Regions from separate parts of the Homo sapiens genome. Here region 2 is linked to region 1. Evidence: read pairs that join two places in POLR2A ChIA-PET (ENCODE). Cell type or tissue: PC-9. All regions are shown on one strand.

Region 1 (5,000 bases):
CAAGTTACATGAAGAGGTCACTAGAGTTCTAATTTCCTAGAGAAATTTCCATTCAAATTTTCCATACAAGCTCATGATGATGAAACTCCAGCATTGCATTTAGGCTCCACGATACCCTGTAAGGAAAGCTGAATATTCATTATGCTAATAAAATGTGCCCTCCCCCTGCCCCACAGACTCAGACCTTGAGTCCCAGAAGAGCTGAAGAGATAATCTAAACATCATCCAAGGGGTCAAAAGTAGACTTGACATCTGTCTCTCCAGAACATGCCCCAGGGAAATGCGGGAACAGCAACAATAACAGCTTAGAATTTATTGGAAACTGACCATATGCCAGGGACTGTCCAGACAACTGTACATGTCTTCACACAGTCAGTGCTCTAAACTGCCCCAAGAAGTAGATGACATTACTAGTAGTATTTCCATGGTACTAATGGAGAAAGGAAGCACAGAGATGTTAAGGAACTTTCTCAGGGTCACCCAGCAGTGAGTGCTGGAACCAAGAGCCACGGGCATCGCGAAAACTCTACTGTGCTGCATATTAGTGCAATCAAGAGTAAGATCCAAAAGCTACTGCAAAATATTTAGAATTTTATAGCATGGGACTGCACAGGCAATAGATATTTGATTTCTTCAGAAATCTTTAAGAGATGGAGACTTGAAAGGACTGGTCTGGGTATCATTTGGAGATGGTGCCCTGAGTGTGTCATTACCATAACAGGCAGCACGTCAGTGTCGGTCTCCTCAGCTGAAGGTCTTGGGTTTGTACATCAGAGAACACATCAAACCTATCCCTTCCATACCTTCACAAAGGAGAAAGAAGCTGTGTCACTGGGAAAGGAGACTATTCTCCTGCTCTAGTATTGCTCAGACACGTTTCCATGAAAGTTAGAACCTAGGATCTTTTAAAAGTGCAGATTCCAGAACTCACACCCAGTGAGTCTCATGTAGTCCAAGGGAACTTTGCTGGCCAGCCTAGGGAACTTTCAGAAACCTTATTAAATCCCTTTGGTAGCAAGACTGTCTGCAATATACCCAGAAAAATATTCCCAGGACAGACATGAGGTTCAGAAGAGCAACCTCAGAGCAAAGTAACACAGGACAAGATGAGCGCAGTGTGAGACTCACCGTAAGGGTAGGGCAGAGGGACTTTTGAGAAGGCCTCACAACTCCTACTGGCCTTTCTCCTTGAAGGCCTCAGTTTATCTCAAATCCCTTCTCTTCATGGGCAGTGAATGAAGGGGTCCCAGGAAATGACCTTTTAGATCCCAAAATGGTATGGGCTCCTCTCAGGGACCACTGAACACATAGGATGGGAGGAGATGCAAGCTGTTGTCCCCCTCCCACCAGCCTTGGTTTCCTTCTTGCACCGTCATTTCCTTCAACGGGAGCCTAGAGCAATGTCAGGACTTAGGACCAATGTCTTCCCTTCACCAACAGACACCTGCCCCTCACCTAAGGAGTTCGTCTCCCCTCTCCTCCCTCCAGCTGTCCTTCTCCTTCTCCCACAGCACACACCTGTCCCTGGCAGCCTGACGACCTAGCCTGGCCTGTTCCTCCTATGTCACAGCCTGGAGAGGGCTGTCCTCACTGAGAAGAAGGACACCAGTCCCAGGATCCCAGAGCCATGACTACCACAGAACCATCCTGAGCATCAATGTCCCATGGCAGTGGTTGACCTTTGAAATGAAGCTTCACCACACACCCCAGCTGGCACTGAAACACTTTCTTATCACAAGAAAGCAACACAGAGGAACAAGGTTCCCGCAACCCCTCCTGGGGAACATTGTGTCCTTCTCCATGTTACTGTGCTGTTTCCTCTGTACCGACTGCAACATTCCTAAACTTTTGATGTTATTAAGAAGTTCTAGGATTCTTCTTTTAAATCCTAAACTTGTGGTTTGTAGTCAGAATATCATCGCCCATTTTGGGGCATTTTGGAAATTTCCAAGGGCAGCTTTGGGTGTTCAAATTATTGGAAGCGGCTACTGGCATTTGTGGAGTGAAGGTTACAGGGAGGCAAACAACTTTTTCCAGAGTCTTAAATAAACTGGATTTTTTTCCATATATATCACTTCCCTGTAAACTGGGTGGCGGGGGCCGGGGCTTGTATGTTGCTTCACCTGGAAACTTACAAAGACTTATTGACTGCTTTAGAAATCACATCACTGCAGGGCATTCCATTCTTGGATTCCACTCTGACACAACATACCAGTATCAATTTGCTTTGTAGTGCTGCATGCCTGGGGGAAACAATGAGGGGAATCCAACTTACCTACCAAAGGGATCATTTCCATGATAAGCTGTTAGTTGATGGGGAAAATCAAGCGGGAGATGTTGGTAGTGTGATCTCTCATTAGTTGGTGAACACACCGGCTATGCCCATTGCTGTTACTAAACTGAACTTCTCTTTGCAGGTGTATTTCCCTCACCAGGCTCTGTGGTCTCTCCTGGAAGGTTGGAAACATGCCCAGTAGATCCCTGAGTCCTCAGGATGGGATAGAGGACCTCACAGACAGAAAGAGGGCAGGGAACACTTATGGAATTGTAGTGATCTCTACATGGTTGGATGACCAAACGCTGAGTCACAGTGATGAGCCCCATGGCTGGCAGTCTGCAGAGGGTGGGAGGAGAATGCCAGAGGCCTCTGCCTTAGGAGCCATGCAACAGAGTGAGACCAAAGTACTGATCTCAGCTATGCCCTTTAAGGGTCCCAGATGTAAGCAGCCTTTTGGTTAGGGTTCCTCTGTGTGTGTGTGTGTGTGTGTGTGTGTGTGTGTGTGTGTGTGTGTGTGTGTGTGTGTGTGTGTGTGTGTAGAGGGAGAGAGAGAGAGAGAGGCTGTGGGGGCTGGCAAGTCTAAATTGTGCAGAGCAGAATGTCAGGCTGGAGACCCAGGGAAGAGGTAATGTAGCTCGAATCCAAGGGCAGTCTCGAGGCAGAATTTTTTCTTCATGGGGGGATCCCAGTCTTTTTTTTTTTCTTTAAGACTTTCAAGTGATTGAATGAGGCCCAGCCACATCATGGAGTATAATTTGCATTACTCAAAGTCTACTGATTTTAATGTTAGTCTCATCTTAAAAAACACCTTCACAGAGACACCTAGTCTGGTGTTTCAACAAATACCTGTGTACTGTGGCCAAGCCAAGTTGACACATCAAGTTTACCATCACAGCCAACTAATACAAATCCCAGTAACCATGAAGGTCTATCTTAGAAAGGCAGGTGACTTCCTAACTAAGATTGTGTATGAACCTTTTTTTGTCCAGCCCAAGTCTCCATTTCAGGCTCAGCACCAATCTGGACAGGAAACTGAAGCTGACATGAATGCCTTCCAGGGATGAGGCAGTGATGGAATAGTCAGGGCGCACATGCAAGTACAATCCCAGAAGGCACACGTGGTACCCCTGGACACCAAGACTTTACCCTTGTTAGGGCACCCCCAGCAGGACATACATTAGTCAGGCAGGAGCTGGCCAAGGCCCCCAGTGTGGCTTCCCACTGTGGGACTTTTCCCTCTAGGGTTCCTCGTCCATCCAAACAACTCATTTGTGTTCTTGGTTTCTGAGGGACTGACAGAAGGCAGTCAGTCCAGGTTCTGTTAACCATTGACACCAGTTCCTCCTCTTCACAAGCATGGATGACATCTGTAGATGTTCTGCATGGGATGCTCAGGAGCTGGGTTGCCCCTACTGTCCCCTAGTTGCAGCTCTGTCAGGTGTAATTGTGCACTCGGCAGTCAGTATGATTTCAACATACTCACAGAAATTTAGGAAGGCTGAATGAGGAGCTTTTTTTTTTTTTCAGGAAAAGGGGAAGGTTTTCATGAACCATTTGAAAACCAGAGATCACTAATGTCCCCTCTCTCTGGCTTGACTCTTTCCACATGTCAGGTTTTGTGTTTTCTTCATTGTTAGAAAACCAGTGTGTACTAATCTGAAATCAAAACTTTCCACTTCTTACAAATCAAAACTACAATGAGATATCATCTCAGTGGATCATGCCTGTAATCCCAGCACTTTGGAAGGCCTAGGAAGGAGGACTGCTTGAGGCCAAGAGTTCAAGACCAACCTGGCCAACATAGCAGAACCCATCTCAAAAAATAAATAAAATTTTTAAAAACTTATATTTTTTAAAAGGCTGGGCGTGGTGGCTCATGCCTGTAATCTCAGCACTTTGGAAGGCCAAGGTGGGTGGATCACTTGATGTCAGGAGTTCAAGACCAGCCTGGCCAACATGGTGAAACCCCATGTCTACTAAAAATACAAAAATTAGCTGGGCATGGTGATGAGCACCTGTAATCCCAGCTACTCGAGAGGCTGAGGTGGGAGAATCGCTTGAGCCTGGAAGGCGGAGGTTATAGTGAACCAAGATCAAGCCACTGCACTCCAGACTGGGTGATAGAGTGAGACTCCATCTCAAAAATAAATAAATAAATAATTTTAAAAAAGAAAGTCAATTAATGTAAGTAACGATATATTAATCAGTTAAAGTAAAAAATAATAATCTCAATAGATACTATAAAGACACTCAATGTAATTCAATATATACTTTAAATAAAACCAAGTATCTCTTAAAAAAAAAAGACCTTCCCATTTCTTTACTTATCATCTACCGTCCTCTAGATCTTTTCTCTGAAATGGTCATATGCAAGAGGGAAAAAAGAATTTTCAGAGAAAAAAATTTTAATAAATCAACCAATAATACACATCATGTTCAGAAACTGATCAGGATGAAATTCCAGATTTAAAAATAAATTTATGTAGGTTTGCATAACTTCTTATCCCTTTTGTCTCTATCATTTATTTCACGAGCAGGCTGGAAAAGTTCAATGCTTTGCTGGTGACAGCTCTGCATTGAATGGTCAAAGTGCCTTACCAAGGTGTGTACACCAGGAGAAAAGTTAGGGAAGCAAAGCCAGGCTATTAGTCCTTTGTTGTGTAGGAGCTGAGGGCTTTGGCCCTTTACAGGTTCACTGGAAATGACTAACATAAGGCAGATT
Region 2 (5,000 bases), 280 kb after region 1:
GTCTGCTGGGCTATTCTGTGGGGGAAATTGGAGAGCATCCTCTGCAGAGGGGGAAATAAGCTATGCTACACAAATAACCACAGTACAAAGCAGAAAGTTATCAGGGCTGGGGAACAGAGGAAGTGCTGGGGGAGTGCAGGAGAGAGATCCCTTCTGTTTGGGGGTGGTTGAGCAGAATAAAAATAAACTCGCACTTACTGCGCACCTTCCCTGTGTCAGGCATTTTCCACACATTATTTAATCTGCATGGCAAACGTGAGGGAAGAATTAGGATTCCTATTTTGCAGATGAAGAAAAAAACTCCAAGAGGGGAAATGACTGCCAAAGGTCTCAGAGCTAGCAAGTGGCAGGACAGAGATTCAAACCCCAAAGCTTGTGCTAGTTCCTCTGCTGCCCGGAAGGCTTCCTGGGGGAGGAAGCTTGTGGACTGGGTCTTGCCTGGAAGGAGTTGGTAGAGATGAAGAGTGAGGGAACCTTGTGTGCCAAAGCACTAAGATGGGGAGAAGCAGTGTAGGATGTTCCACAGGGATCTGGGGCTGGCCTGCCCATGGCAGGGGCACTAATCCTCCTCAAATGCTGCTTCTAATGGGAGGTCTTCTCTCCCTCCTTCCCTTTATTGGCACTGCCCGGAACCAGGCAGCCAGCAGGGGATGGGATCAGGATGCAGTTGTCATGGAAACGAATGGGGGCTGTTGCCATGGATATCATAAGATGAGGGCAAGAGGAAGCTAGGGATGGTGAGGACTATCCCCATGACAACTTAGGTGGCAGTGGGGGGAACGGGACGGACTGGAAGTAGAGACAAGAAAACAAGACGAGGAAGGTCATTGCACCTGGATGGGACCAGGGGCTTTGGGTTCTGGAAGGAGCAGACTGGGCCAGGAGACTGGACCCAGTGGCAGGGGAGAGAGGAGGCAGGGGGACTGCAGCCACCTCTCCCTCCAATATTTCTTCTGCAAGCTAGTTCTGCTGCCCAATCCCAGTGTCACAGGGATCTAAGCCCTAGCCCAGCCTGGCTTGGCACAGGAACTGACAGGGAAGAAAGCAGCCTTCAGAGGAGCTGAGCTGCATACACGGGCTTTGGGAGCGCAAGACCTGAGCTTGAATCCCAGCTTTGCTGCTGTGCAGCCCTAAAAATAATAGTTGTCATTTATTGAGTTGTCATTTTGCTAGGCTGAGCAACACTGCAAGGTTTGGGTTGTTCTCTCTGAGGAGGACAGCACAGATGATGAAACTGAGGTACAGAGAGATGAAGTAACCTGCCCAAAGCCTTGAAGCTCAGCACTGGTGGAGCCAAGATTCAAACAAAAGTGTATCTGAACACAAAGCCCGTGCTCTTACCACCACCCCACCCTCTGTCCCAGGCACTATAAGCAGTCCCTTCAAGGTACAGTCCTCGCATTCTTCATCTCCCCGTGCCTTCCCACAGTGGCACACAAAGGATCGCATGCTGGGTAAATATTTGTGGAGTGGGTGAACGAGGAAGCAACCCGGGAGGAAGCAGGAAGGACTGAGGTTAGATGGAAGAAGCTCCTGACCTCAAGAGCGATGACTCATGGATGTGGCTAGCCAAGGGTGGCAGAAGATGCACAGAGCTGGGATGGACTGGACGGACTAGGCTTTATGAACCATCCAATCCCACAGACCCAAATGGAGGCCCAGAGAGTCAAAGTGACTTGCCCAGGGTTGCACAGGACAAGAATCCCCCTCACCTCTGGCCAGCATCCCACTCTTAGCTTCAGAAGCCCCTCTGAATCTGGCCTGTCTCCCCACCCCTCACCTCCCACCCTGCCCTGTAAGTTCCTCAATGTCACAGGCAATAGCAGGTTACTTGCAATTCCTAGACTACAGCAAGCTGATCCACATAACCAAGCCCATGCTCATACTCTTCCTTTGTTTCTTCTGCCCAGAATGTCTTCTGTCTCCCCTTCACCCCCCGACTTGCTTGATCTGGGTGAGCTCATCTTCATCTTGCAGTACCCTGGGCAGGTTGGTCCTTCTGGGAAGTCAATGCTGACTCACTCCTGCCGCTCACGGAACATGACAGGGTCAGTGACTCCCTCCCCTGTGTCTTATGCATACCCATATTATCACAGTCAGTCTTTCTTCCTGGCTAACTTGTGGTTCTCTCTTAAAGTGTCCGTCTCCCACCCCACACCCCCGTCCTGTTTCCCAAGGGCAGCGGCCCGGTGTGATTCACCTTTGCGGACCTATGGCACTCATGCCAGTACTAAGCACACAGCAGTTACTCAGCAGCCACCCTGGGTCCTCGAAGACCACAGGTAGAAATCACGTGTGTCTGTGTGTGTGTGACCATCCTGCCTGACAACTGTCACCCTAAAGGCCACAGCCTCACGTGCTTAAAAGCCACCCACACCCAGCCTTGTGATTACATCCACCAGACACAGACATCAAGGCTGCCAGGTACATAAAGTCACCACTTCACACAATCAACCTCACACTCAGAATTCCTCACACCCAGTCTCACATCATCACATTTCCTCAGCTCTGCAGCAGTGTGCACAGTCTCACAACTGTGAGACCTGCAGAGCCTTGTGCAAAGACATGTGTGAGGATGGCCGGCCACATGGAGGCCATGCGTGCACACATATTTCTCTCACGGCTGATCAAAACCCCACCCCCTTCCCACAGCACAAGCCCTCTGCCCGATTCAGCCAATTCAGTTGCCCACGGGTCGGGAGGGTCATCTGACCCTGACTTGCCCCCTCCCCCCATGTAGTTGAACCCCCGTCCCCACCCCCACACTTGCTTCTCTCTCCATTCAGCGGAAGGGTAGAATGGTCTCCTCGTCCCCAGCCCCAGGTCACCTACATTCACACACCCTGGAGAGCAGAATAAACAGAGTAATGTACCCACCATTCCCCTGCATGACCCTGGAGCGCTCCCCCAGGTTTTTGTCTATGCGGTCCCTGTCTCCTATAATGCCTTCTCACCCCTTGCCACCTTTTCAAACCCTTACCAGCCTTCAAGGCTCAACTCTTGCACCTCTTCCTCCAGCAAGCCCTCCTGGACACCACACCTCCCCACCCACCTTGACATCTCCTTCCTCTCTGGGCCAGGAACAAAATGTGCTCATTACTGAAGCCGTTCCTGTCCAATCATGTTAACCCTTTGCATCCTTCCTACTTTCCCAAAGGATTTCTCATCTCTCATCTCCCCTGGGAGATGGAGAGCTCGCAGAGGACACAGCCACTGTCATGCTTAAAAAAAAAAAAAAATCTTTTTGTAGAGATGAGATCTCACTATGTTGCCCAGGCTGATCTGAAACTCCTGGCCTCAAGCCATCTGCCTGTCTCAGCCTCCCAAAGGGCTAGGATTACAGGTGTGAGCCACCACACCTGGCCTCTGTCTTACTTTGGATCTCTCACAGTATTTAGCGTCAGGTCTTATACCCAGTAAGGGCTCAAACAATGCTTTGTTGAGTAGAATGAGGAAGAGTAAATAAGGGAGACAGGCAGGGAGGGAGGGGAGAAATAAATGAGACTTTGAATGGGTGAATGAGTAGATGAGTTGAGCGAGTGAGGCAATAAGTGAGGGAAGGAGGTGAGGTTCTAGGAAACCTAGAGGTTCAATGTGATAGAGATGCTGAAGGGAGGGAGGAAAGAAAAGACAGGAGAAAACTCTCACCTGGGCCTTAATCAAAACAAGAGCCACCAATCACAGCACACTTGCCCAACAGTGCACAAGCTCCTATGCTGGGCTCGTTGTGTTCTTTCTTGCTAATCTTCATGACAACCCAGAGAGGTAGGTATATTCTCACTGTACTCAGGAGGAAAACAAAGCTCAAGGAGAAGAAAAAACTTGCTCAAGGTTATACAGATGTAAGTGGCAGAACCAGAAGGTAAACTCAGATTTGTCTAATACCAAAGGCTCAGACAGGAAAAGTCGGGGGTATGAGCCCACTTCAGACACATCATGGAAGGTGTGAGTCCTACAAACCCGTAAAGGACATCTTCCACCCTCCAGCTGAGAGCCTCCAGGGAGTCTTAGAACCAGCCTCTGCCCAGGTGCAGGGAATATTTAGGGTCGTTGCATTGGAGGGAAATGGCTTCCTCTCAGATTCAGAGATCCCTAAAGTTGTAGAATCAGAACCTTAAAAGTAAACGATCAAGGAATCTAAACATTGCAGAATATTAAAATTGCATCATCAGAATTTGTTCAAATGGTAGAATTATGCAATCTTAAAACCACAGGACTGGAAAATCCCAAAATCACTGCATTGTAGAAATAGAAATCATAAAATTGCAGTGGAATGTGTCACTGAATCATTGTCTATTAAATTCACATAATCATAGCTTCTTAAAACTGTAGCATCTCAGATTCACAAAATGTCACAGCTGGAAGAGTCATTGGAGACCCTCTAATCCAACCCTTCTCCTTTTTATAGATGTCAAAGAGGTCATGCGACACATCCAAGGTTAGCCTGCCCGTGTTGGGAGTCATTCATGCATTTATTGAGTGCCTCCTGGGTGTTGACAAAACCACGAATCAAACCCTACTCTCTTTCCCGGCCCCTATTCCCAGCCCTGGATAGGAAAGAAGGCAAGGCCCTGGTGGGGATTGGAAGAGGGAAGTGGGGGTGGGTGGAATATACATCAGACAGAGAGAAGAGATCAGCTTTTATTGATGGAAATTCCTTTGTACACAGCAACACGCACTCTGAGAGGCCTTTTCCTCCTGATAATATTTACAGAGCACTATGGGAGTGGCAGAGGGCATGGGGTGAGGCCTTCAAGCAGTGGAGGAGATGGCAGCAATGGCCACAGCAAGGGAACAAACGACAGGGAACTAGGCAGGCTGGGTCCTGCCCCCGTCTGGTCCTCTGAGCCCTAGGCACCCTGCATCTCTGTTTGTGCTCACAGAGGACAGAGGTAGGTCCTTGGGATGTCATTTGGAGACCTCTCCAGTAGTGGCAGGCTCCAGGGTGCCTGGGAAGTGGGAGTGCGGGTACGGGAGGATCCAGGTTCCAAGCTCCAAGC

What was found. ChIA-PET counts read pairs that join two places held together with the same protein. Peaks named below come from ENCODE experiments on the same cell type or tissue, not always from the same donor. Only the 100,000 strongest peaks of a DNase experiment are listed, where the experiment ranks them.
Region 2: POLR2A ChIA-PET joins it to region 1 with 16 read pairs; 1 of 35 experiments calls an interaction of 5 or more read pairs at or near these places.

The regions. Positions count from the first base shown.
Region 1 is chrX:52,978,036-52,983,035 of GRCh38, forward strand. It overlaps a transcript of FAM156A not described here. Among named protein-coding and RNA genes, the nearest start is that of FAM156A, 22 kb to the left of the region's middle. In PC-9, no CTCF peak of the experiment used is centred here; a DNase peak (open chromatin) is centred at 2,576; H3K27ac peaks cover 416 bases.
Region 2 is chrX:53,261,701-53,266,700 of GRCh38, forward strand. All of the region lies in intron 2 of IQSEC2 (IQ motif and Sec7 domain ArfGEF 2), which reads right to left. Among named protein-coding and RNA genes, the nearest start is that of KDM5C, 39 kb to the left of the region's middle. In PC-9, no CTCF peak of the experiment used is centred here; DNase peaks (open chromatin) are centred at 1,501, 2,101, 4,161 and 4,711; H3K27ac peaks cover 3,255 bases.